Linked DNA regions of Homo sapiens: region 2 is linked to region 1. A link is a contact called in ENCODE Hi-C or POLR2A ChIA-PET data. All regions are on one chromosome and are shown on one strand. Each heading gives the region's core, a stretch centred on a gene start or an enhancer-like site at or near the end of the contact. The rest is flanking DNA. Distances are from core to core; before and after follow the strand shown. Region 1 overlaps INCR1 (interferon stimulated noncoding RNA 1). Region 2 has its middle 19 kb from the start of ERMP1.

Region 1 (5,680 bases), core at 1-2,500:
ATTCTAACAGTTGCCTGGTGATATGGTTTGGATGTTTGTCCCCTCCAAATCTCGTTGAGATGTAATCCCCCGTGTTTGAGGTGGGGCCTGGGTGGGAGGTGTTTGGATCATAGGAGTAGAACCCTCATGAATGTCTTAGTGCCATCCTCTCGGTGGTGAGTTCTTACTCTGAGTTCTTGCTCACCCATAAAAATCCCTAAACTATGTACGAGGCTTGGAGAACTTCTGGGTTGGTGAACACATTCACATGCCAGGAGGGTGATGCACCCCAACTCTAAGGGGAGTGGCGGCCCTTCCGGACCTTGCTCTGTGTACTTGTTCATCTGGTTGTTCATCTGTATCCTTTACAATAAACCAGTAAATGTTAAGTTAAAGCATCTGAGTTCTATGAGCCATTATAGCAAATTATTGAATGTAAGGAAGGGGTCTTGGGAATGCCCAACTTGTAGCCAAGTTTGACAGAAGCGTGAGTAACCTGGGACTCACCATTTGTGACTGACATCTGAAGTGGGAGAAGTCTTGTGGAACAGAGCCCTTAACCTGTGGGGTCTGATGCTGATCCCAGGTAGACAGGGTCAGAAGTGAGTGAATTGAATTGAAGGACATCCAGCTGGTGTCTGGAGAGCTGGAGAACTGGTTGTTGGTGTGGAAAAACAAAATACGTTTGGTATCAGCAGTATTGTGGGTAGAGTGATACAGTTTTTGTTTTAGGCTGAATTTGGAAACCCAAATGGATAGGCAATCTTGATACAATCTTTTCAATGGGGCTGATTTGATTGCTTTTCTTTTTTTCTTTTTTTGAGACAAGGTCTCACTATATTGCCCAGGCTGGCCTCGAACTCCTGGACTCAAGCAATCCTTCTGCCTCAGCCTTCCAAAGTGCTGGGACTATAGGCATGAGCCACAGTGCCCAGCCCTGATCTGCTTTTCAAGAATTCCTCAGTTGTTGCCATGTAACTGTCTCTCTGACAAGACTGTAAGCTTCCAGGAGTTGGGATCAAGACTTAGCCACTTGCACCTCTCTGGGACTGTGGGATGCTGTGTGAAATGTAGTAGGTACTGGATTTGCAGGGAGTTTTCAGCTGTCAAGGGCCTTGGTAAAATAAGGAAGTGCAAGGGGCCAATAATTCTTGGCTAAAATATCCAGAATTTCACTCTGGGACTGTAAAAGAGATTCCTCTGAGAAACTTGCTAATATCTTGCAAAACCTCAATCCAGGTTTTGTCTTCTTACATCACCTTGTTCTCATTTAGGTCAGTTTCTGAAGATGCAACTGTGGTTTTGCAGTAAGGGGAACTGAGAATCTTGAATACTGCATGTTATCACGTGACTTCAGGATGAAATATCATTCAAAACAAAACATAAATTAAACGTATTCACACAGAGAGAAAAAGCAAAGCCTAAATTAAATACATTCACACATAGAGAAAACAGAGTATGGTAAGATATCCAAATTTCCAAATTTCCATTTTTCTCTTTGAAGAATTTAATCCTAGATCTCCATAGCCTCAGGTCCAGTATAGCAAACAGCTGGGAAGCTGTTTGACAGCACTTTGGGCCTAGTATCTTGGATCTTTTCATCTAAGAGATTGTCTACTTATCTAGGACCAGACTTGCTCAGAGTGATGTGGAATCATTTTCGAAAAGAATAGAGATAAGGTCTTTCTGACACATCATGAAATTTAACACTGATGACCACCCAAGGACCTATGCTAGAGTCAAGATTTGGGGCCAGGCATGGTGACTCACGCTTGTAATCCCAGAACTTTGGGAGGCCGAGGCAGGAGGATCACTTGAGCCCAAGGGTTCAAGACTACCCTGGACAACACAAACCCTCATCTCTGAAAAGATAAAAATTAGCCGGCATGGTGGTCACACCTATAGTCCCTGCTACTCAGGAGGCTGAGGCGGGAAGATTGCTTGAGCCTGGGTGGTTGAGGCTGCAGTGAGCCATGATCACACTACTATACTCCAGCCTGGGGAACAGAGTGAAACCCTGTGTTGGGGGGACAAAAAAACTGAATTGGGTAATTGCAAAATTTTTCTTTTTAAGGCAATAAAAAAATACTGACTTCATGTATTTATTCCCTGGGTTATTTCTGGAAGGCAGTCAAGCTAGTTAATTTATTTTCCTTTTTAAAGAAAATAAGCCAAAATAAACCAAAAGAAAAAGAAAAAGAATATAAGCCAAATAGCAAACATTAATTTTTTTCAGATTTCAATTGTTTAAAATGCATGTTCATTTTTGAAAAATTTAGAAAGCATAAAAGAGTTCAAAAAAGAAGGATCCCTCCAAATGTCACCAACTAGGCACAATCTTACAGATAATCTTGCTATAGTTTTTCAAATCTTAGAGAAAATCAACACATGAAAAACTGTGTTCATATATTCACCAGGTGAACCAAATGCAAGCTATACTCTTATACTCTGTGGACCAGGGGAACAAGACAAGTAAAAAAATCCAGAAATCTTACATGTCAAAATAAAAATTAAGGATATATGTAAAAATTGGTAATTACTTTAAATGAATGAGAGTTCACACTTCATAATCTCACATGACTAGATTTTTAAAAATAGATTGAAAAGTTTTGATGCACTTGTTTGATGTTTCTACATCTTGGAGGAAAGCTGAAAGCACTTGATACTGGTGGTGTATAGACACACACCTACTCCAATCCACCTGGAGAAGTTAGAGAAACCCCAGAACATGATTTATCAAGTAATTCAGTATCATTTTTTTGAAAAAGTTTGGCTGGAAAATTTCTTACTTACAATACCAGTTATAAGACATTTCTTCTGGCTGTCCACAACATTTTCCTTCTTACATAGCTCCTCTTTCTTAACCTCTTTACCTGGTTCTCAGAAGAAATCTGCAGTGATCTAACTAACTCTGATAACCACATAACGGGCAGATGAATTTATTACCATATGGTATGGAACTGCTTTAAAGCTGAGTTCTGAAGTTTGATTTAAATATCTAAGTTTGAGTCAATATGTGTGCCTTGGCATGTAAAAATAACAGCAACAACAACAAACACTTTTTGTAAAGTTCTTACCATGTGTCAGGCACTATTCTATGTGCTTTATAAATACTAACTTATTTAATCTTTATAACATAATCCTCCTATGAGCTAGATACCATTATTGTCCCCAGTTTACATATAAGGCACAGAGAGTAATTTGCCCGAAGTCACAGAGCTTGTAAGTAGCAAAGCCAGGCTAAGAGCACAGCAGTCTGTCTCCAGAGTCCATACCTCTAATACACATGACTGTCTCATCCAGCAATCTATTTCTCCAGTTGAAAAATTACATTGATTCCTCCTACTCACCCTCCTCCCTCAAAATACCTACTTCTGTAATTAAATGCCACATCAATAAAGCATATTCTCTAACAACCCCCTTAGGTCCATGGAAGAAGCTGGCTATTTGCCAATGAAGCCTTGTTCACTCCCCATCTGGAAAGGCCTGGTGGCAAGTAAGATTCATGTTACTCAAGGGAGGAAGGGGAGTTTTCCTGTTCATTTAGCATAAAGAGTCTCTTAAGTCAAAAAATTTCCTTCCTCCTCTTTCCAGTGTCACCAGTCACACGTGAGAAAGTCATCTCGGTATCAACTTCACATGATCTGCCTCAAACAAAGACAGTTCATGTGCTCTTGATATAGCATTTCTTGCTTCAACTTCACTGCTAACTGCATGTTTCATCTACAGGGAGAGTTTACAGAAATTAGCATGAATTATATAAACTCTGATACTTGGTGATGTAGATAGATCTCATCAGCTTTCATTTTCTTTGCTGGGAGTGTAATCAACATGATTAAAGCAAAGAAAGAAACTCTCAAGTCATTGTATTAACTATTCTGTTCTCTGGATGAGACAACATAAAACCTTGGGATAGTAGAGCTGGAACAGAAATCCAACATCATCCCCCACATTTCACAGATAAGGAAACAGAGTCCCAGAGGGAATTTGTGATGTACATGATAACACAACTAATTTGTGACTTTAAAAAAACTCCTTTTTGGTTTATTTTTAAGAAAAAGAATAGAAATTAACTAACCATATAGAAATAGCTTATGGAATAAGGTTCATGTGGAGCCACCATTTTTTATTGTCTTACACAGAGGTAACTGCAATTATTACACCCCACCACACTCACCCAGTGGCAGGCCAACTAGGGCCCTAGGGCTTACACAGCCCCATGAAAAGGGAGGAGGGCCTGGTCTTTGGTCCCTCAGGTCATTGGGCTGGTCCTTTGGAATTTGGTAGGCCCTACTGCCCTTGGCAGACTGCAGAGATGCTCCCACAAAGTTCTCTCTTTTGACCACAGGTCCTCCACAAGGAATTCTTGCCACTGCTTTGGGGGCCAGAGCACTCAGGCCAGGCCACCACAGACATCTACCTATGCCTCTCCCACTGCAAGTGTCATAGTCTTTGGAAAACTATGCAAAAGTGTGATAACATCCCAAAGCCTTATAGAACCTACTGCAAACCTGTTCCCCCAAGTCCCTATCCAGGACAGTCTCAGGCATTCTCCTTTCCGTTAGGGTCAGGCCACTTCCTTTCGTCTTCTCCTCCAAACTCCAGTTCTTACCATCACAGAGACTTTCTAAAGCAAAGGTTGTAATGCATTTCTGAGACTAGGAAGCCCTCACCACCCAGACATAAAGCCTGAGCTAATAATCTCTCTGTTTCAGGGAGAGACTATAGCAGAAAACAGAGATTCCTGTTATCCTGAACCAATTATTTGTATAACTGTATGTTTAATACCTGATTCTCTTTGGAGTAAAAATTTCATGAATTGAGTATTAGGATTACGTTAAGGTTGCAGTTGGCTTTAGGATCCCTCTGTCTTATTCACTTTTGCATCCCTGTGCCAGTTCAAGGCCTGATAAATAACAGCCACTCAATACATATTTGCAGAGCAAAGAGAGAAAGAGAGGGAGGGGAGGGAGAGAGAGTGGGAAAGACTAACCAAAGTTCTGCAATGGCCCACAGAAATATGAGTATGAGTTAAGGCAATCTCAAAGGAGATAGAGAAAAAGGGATGGGAATGAAGATGAAAACTATTAAGAATTAATAATCTACAGGGCTTGATAAGAAATTTGATGTGGATGATGTGGAAGAGACCAGTCAAGGATAATTCTGAGATGTGTTAATTGATCCACCTGAATGTGATGTGGGCTTGTGAGAGGAAGATGGGGTTTGGTTTTGTTGGTAAAGGATGGTGAATGGTGGAGGGGTTATGGACAATGAATCCAGTTCAGGAAATATTTGTGGGTCTCACTGTTTTAAGTATATGTGAACAGGAATATCAGAATGAAACTGTGAAGTGGGTGAAGTTATCTTCAGAAACTCCCTTTCATTTAGGCCCCATTTCACATATCAAGGGATATCACATATCCCTAATTATCTGCCCTAATTTCCTATCAAGAAGTGATCTGATGATCTCACTTACATAAAAGGTAAACTACTGATGAAATAGGAGATAGCTCTCAGGCTGTGTTTTAATGTTAATAATGGAGCACAGCCACAAGCCAAAAGAATGATAAGAGCACTACTAATAAGAGTCAGTGCTTATATGGCCCTTAACATGTGGCAGGCACTTAATGCCCTTAGCAACACCATGAGGAACTATTTTATATATGAGGAAAGTGAGGCACTGAAAGGTTGTGACTTGTCC
Region 2 (5,350 bases), core at 1,356-3,855, 260 kb after region 1:
TCTTGCTCTGTCGCCAGGCTGGAGTGCAGTGGCACGATCTTGGCTCACTGCAACCTCTGCCTCCTGAGTTCAACCAAGCCTCCTGACTGGGCTTCCCGAGTAGCTGGGACTATAGGCATGTGCCACCACACCCAGCTAATTTTTGTATTTTTAGTAGAGACAGGGTTTCACCATGTTGGCCAGGAGGGTCTCAATCTCTTGACCTCGTGATCTGCCCAACTTGGCCTCCCAAAATGCTGGGATTACAGGCATGAGCCACTGCGTCTGGCCCAGTTAGTTTGATTTTTACAGCCTGTAGGGGAGAGAAGGGATCCTACAGATACTAATCTAGCACCTTCATTTTACAGATGAGCAACCTGGTCCGGGGGAGGAGAACTGACTTAGCCAAAGCAGACAGGGGGTCCTGGCCAGGATTAGAGCCCGAACCCAACCCCAGCTCCTTGCTATGCCCACTTCCTTCATCTCTCTTCCCACACCACTTGGTGTGGTTCTGTGTACACTAATTGGACATTTCCCATAAACAAAGTCATGGTTTGGTCACTGTTCAGAAGGTGGTATTTGTAGACTCAGATCACCAAGTGATATCCTCACTTCAATAAGTTGTCCTGTGATTCTTGGTTAATAAAACCCATGCTGTTATAACAAGTTTATTTCAGAGCCACATGTGTTATTAAAATAAATTACTCTGTTCTAGCACACTTTTGGCATGTTTGGTTCTTATAGAAGAGCCTGTGCTAGCAGTGGTAAGTTTAGCTACCTACCAGTTGGATCACATATAAATCTACCCAAATCTTGACACAAGACAGTAAAATCTAGGCCAAAGGGCACTCTTCCACCCATGCCCCAAACTCACACATGCCTTATTGCTCTTAGCAAGCAGACTCGAAATTAATGAACACAGAATCATATCCATGGTGGGATTGTGGATTTCAATCGTGGCCTTGCAGTGTAGGCACCACAGGTTATTTCTTACCAATCAGGAAACAAACCCAGAGTGTTTAAGGAATAGGCCCAAAAGGTCACACAGCCTGCTGTTATCAGAGCAGGCCAGGGCCCAGGTCTCCCCCCCTTTACACTCTGTGGACTAGTGTGACTCTGTGGATCATCGGCATCAGAATTACCCTGAGTGCTTGCTAGAAATAGAGAATTCCTCGAGACCAGCCTGGCCAACATGGTGAAACCCATCTCTACGAAAAATACAAAAATTAGTTGGGCATGGTGGCAGGCACCTATAATCCCAGCTACTTTGGAGGCTGAGGCAGGAGAACTGCTTGAACCTGGGAGGTGAAAGTTGCAGTGAGCCAAGATCGCACCATTGCACTCCAGCCTGGGCGACGAGAATGAAACTCCGTCTCAAAAAAAAAAAAAAAAAAAAAAAAGAAGAAGAAGAAAAAAAGAAATAGAAAATTCCCTGGCCTTCTGGGGTGGTTGGGGGAATTGGGAGGGAGCATGTGGCTGAGGAAACTGAATGTTTAACAAGTTCCTCCTGTGACTCTGAGATACCGTGAAGTTCGTAAACCTCTGAAAATGCTCACTGTCAGTGGTTCTCTACTCTCACTCTACATAAGAACTAGATGAAGCATCAGAAAAACCCAAAAACAACAACAACAAAAAATCCTGGGCCCAATCCCAGTATTCAGTTAATTTGGATGGTGCCAGGCAATTGTATAATTTTGGAAAATGGCTCAAATGATTCTAATGTGCAGTCAGAGTTGGAAACCCATGGCCATTGTGAACAGTGGTACCAAATGCTATACCTGAAAGGGCAGCCACCCTGTAATTCTACCCTAGCCTTCTGGCCATGTCCTAGCTTGCAAGCTCTGAGGAGGTAGGGCAGGACTCTGAAGAATAGAGAATGAATGAGGAACAAGGTTGCATCCTTTGAAAACTCCAGAGCTTTGATCAGTTACCTCACCCTCAATTCAATCCCCCATCCAGGAACTGCCCATGCCCTGACATCCTCCCTTGACTTATTCCCAAAGATCTCACACTGTGTTCCCTCTTTTAGACCCTTCAGAACAAAATCTGAAGATGTTAGCCCTTTTAGGCCCAACATCTCTATGCTGTGCTGGTATCAAGCAAAGCCTCCAAGATGTTTCCAATTTGTGAACATAGTGCATCTTGTAATTGATTTGTTCTTCTCTTTTCTCTATCTACTAGGAAGCTCAGAGCCAAATCTGAGGCACACCTTTAGCAGTCATACAGCACCTTATGGCATACATTTGCTATACCTTATTTTCCTGTCATAGCTTTTCTTTCATTTGTTTCTGTTTACCTATTTTTTACAGAGAAATGTCCTTTTTTGATTTATTCTGACATGCTATAAATGAATTAATTACACTATTTAAAGACTTTTCATCAATACATTTCTCTTTCTCTTGGGTCAGACAGAGAAAAAGAAAAGAGCATGCAAGAAAGATGGAGAGAAGAAACACATGCACACAGATAATATATAGAAGTGGGAGGAGGCGAGGGAGGGTTCGTGATCATATCAGCCTTACACAGGGTGGTGCTCTCCAAGGGGCAAGAGTCAACCTGCTTATTATAACCATTTCACAAGGATCTTAAAGGAACTTCCTTCTATGGTCAAACCCTTTTGTTCTTACTCAGAATCAGTCTAGCTGTTAAGTCTGTGGCAGCTGGAGCTACAAAACCAAGGCCTGAAAGTTGCAAAACTAGGTACTGTGACTGTGAGTCACCTTTCCCCTTCACACACATACACCCCACAAAATTGATTTTAACACACATAAAAATTGAGAAAACACTATAATACTAAATCTAAGATGATTTACAAAGGAATATTACTTAACGAATGGCTTGAAGTAGTTTTTTAAAAGCTTGGAGAGATTTTGATTTCATAATGAGTCAACAAGTCATTTTTTCTGCCATTAAAAAATCTCATTTCTTAATAAAAACACTTAGTTTTTCATGACCTTATAAATAAAAAAGCTCCCATTTCAAAGTAAAAATGAAATCTAAGATTATATAGACGTTTATGTCATTACTTTTATCTAAGCAACATACATACATGCTCAAGTAAAGCAAAAGGTTAAGTAAATTTCTGCAATAAATAGGCTGCTTTTGAAATGCAAAGAACATTATAAAGAATGCAGAATCTTAAGGGTAATCAAGCAGTCATTAAGTTTTTCTTAAGTATTCACTTTAGATGTTGTTATTTCTGGCACAGGTAAGCAGCAGAGTGTTTTTTTTTGTTTTTTTGTTTTTTTTTTCCAGACAGCGTCTCATTCTGTCATGTAGCTGGAGTGAAATGGCATGATCAAGGCTCACTGCAGCCTTGACCTTCCCACGCTCAGGTGACCTCCCTCCTCAGCCTCCCTCATAGCTGGGACTACAGGCATTGCCACCAGCTAATTTTTGTATATTTTGTAGAGATGGTCTTTTGCCATGTTGCCCAGGCTGGTCTCGAACTCCTGGGCTCAAGTAATCCAGCTGCCTCAGCCTTTGAAAGTGCTGGGATTACAGGTGTGAACCACTGTACCCCACCATAGCAGCAGAATTTTTTATGTGCTCAAATACTGGAATCTTTGGTTACTGCCATATCAGCAAAGAAGCCAACCATTTTAAGAATGTTTTATGAGAATGTTCATTAAAAAAAAAAAAAAAGAATGTTTTAAGTGAACACCTTGCAAATCCTAAGGATAGCTATCTATTTTTTTAACCTTGTATGTATTTTAATAAGCTGCCTCAAACATGCTTTTTGAAATCAGGGAAGATATAGAAAAATTAATAACAGCAACTGATAGGATTCAATTCATCACACTGAAACATGTTTTTGTAAATGAGATAAAAATCCTTTCCTGACTACAGGGTCATCTCACCTGTTAGTTCTTTTCACTACAGGGGAGAAAACAAACAAACCAGCAAAAACCTTTTCCTCTGCCCTCTTAGGTTCAGTGTCTGGGGCCTGAGAATTAAACTGGCAAAAGACAGATTAACAGGGGAAAAAGCATCTATTTTATGGACAAAGGAAACGGGTTTGGGCTTCTGGGGGTGAAAAATTGTAGGAAAGTGACTAGGAAGTATACAGGGAAAGTAATGGAAAGCAAGGGTTGCTTTAGTAAGGTGTCTTTATGCCAACTCATCTCAGTGCCAGTTTTCTGTCTCTAGTGATAGGTTACTTTCTTCATTCTGATACAGGAGAAGGGTGGAAATTTATGCCACCTTCACAAAGGGAAATTTATGTCCTGCTTCTAGGCAGAAAAGGAAAGGGCAGAGAGCTCTTCTTACAACTGCTATTTCTCCATTGCTTTCAGCCCAAAATAATCATATGCCAAGGTGGCATACTTTGGGGTGGTATAACCTGATCCCCTTCACCATGTCACTTAAATTCTCTCTTGTCCTGTTGCTGTGCTCAGAGATGCCCTGGGGTTTCAGTGTTGATCTCCCAGAAGAGCCATACATATCCTGTAAGAAACTATGCTCTGTTGGTTAAGAAACAGCCACCTAGATAAAGTTCAAAGAATTCTGCACTCCAGATTGTGTATGTTCCTAAATGTGGTTTGGCCTGGAGAAACAAGGACCAGGAAATCATGGAAAGCCAGGCAGATGGGAGTTAGAGAGCCTGGCAAGGGTCCTAAACAAGTGCTCCGTGCCTACCCTCCCACTACCCCCTGCCCATCTCTCCAGGAAGTGGTACTCAAACTCGAGCATGTGTTAGAATCACCCAGAAGGCTTATGAAAACAGATCCCAGGTCTTTGCCCACAGAATTTCAGATTTAGTAGATCTAGAATGCCCAGTAATTTGCAATTCTAACACGCTCTCTAGATGTAGCCTTGCTTCTGGTCAGAGACACCCTGAGTAGCACTGCTCTAGGGTGGTGAGACTCTCTGTCTTCCAGACAGGCTTTAAACTGACAAAAGACAGATGAACAGAGGAAAAGGCATTCATTTTATGGATGTTAATATTTTTACATAAATGGGGGCTTCACAGAAAAGAAGTGAAGAGCCAAAGAAGCAGTTAGACCTGGAGCTTATATATCATTTTAACAAAGGGGGATAAATTGTGGCCAGGTGATTAGATAAAAGAAAGGGGTTTGGGCTCCCCACTCTTTCTCCAGTGGGGAGAAAGAAGCTGCTGTGGGTGAAGTTTTACTGGGGATCTGGAGGAGGAGAAGGGGCCATGCTCATATCTGTATCTAGGTGCTAGAAAGAGAACAGCTGAGATTTTCCATAAACTGTCAGTACTAGTCAGGCTGAATCAGAGTGAATCTTTGGAATAGAAAAAAAATAAAGATTTTGCTTTCTCATCATCATAACACTCTTCTATTCAGTCTAGGCATAGCTAGTGCAACCTTTTGCTCCACCCAACCAGCTCCATTCCCTTTATCAA

Evidence for each region. A loop is a pair of places that touch in the nucleus more often than their neighbours do. ChIA-PET counts read pairs that join two places held with the same protein, here RNA polymerase II (POLR2A). Pooled maps may share reads with other maps.
Region 2: a loop to region 1 is called in a pooled map, with 2.8 times the contacts of the local background. The contact joins two enhancer-like sites. A Hi-C loop is called at or near these places in 1 of 50 pooled maps. POLR2A ChIA-PET finds 5 or more read pairs at or near these places in 3 of 52 experiments (activated B cell, activated CD4-positive, alpha-beta T cell and naive thymus-derived CD4-positive, alpha-beta T cell).

Annotation. Positions count from the first base shown.
Region 1 is chr9:5,592,846-5,598,525 of GRCh38, forward strand. All of the region lies in intron 1 of INCR1 (interferon stimulated noncoding RNA 1), which reads right to left. Among named protein-coding and RNA genes, the nearest start is that of RIC1, 33 kb to the right of the region's middle. RefSeq lists an enhancer at 1,307-1,426. Within about 2 kb of position 1,251, at least 3 of the 41 ENCODE cell types and tissues checked have a DNase peak (open chromatin) inside an H3K27ac peak, as active enhancers do.
Region 2 is chr9:5,849,051-5,854,400 of GRCh38, forward strand. It overlaps a transcript of ERMP1 not described here. Among named protein-coding and RNA genes, the nearest start is that of ERMP1, 19 kb to the left of the region's middle. RefSeq lists a silencer at 4,782-4,831. Within about 2 kb of position 2,606, at least 5 of the 41 ENCODE cell types and tissues checked have a DNase peak (open chromatin) inside an H3K27ac peak, as active enhancers do.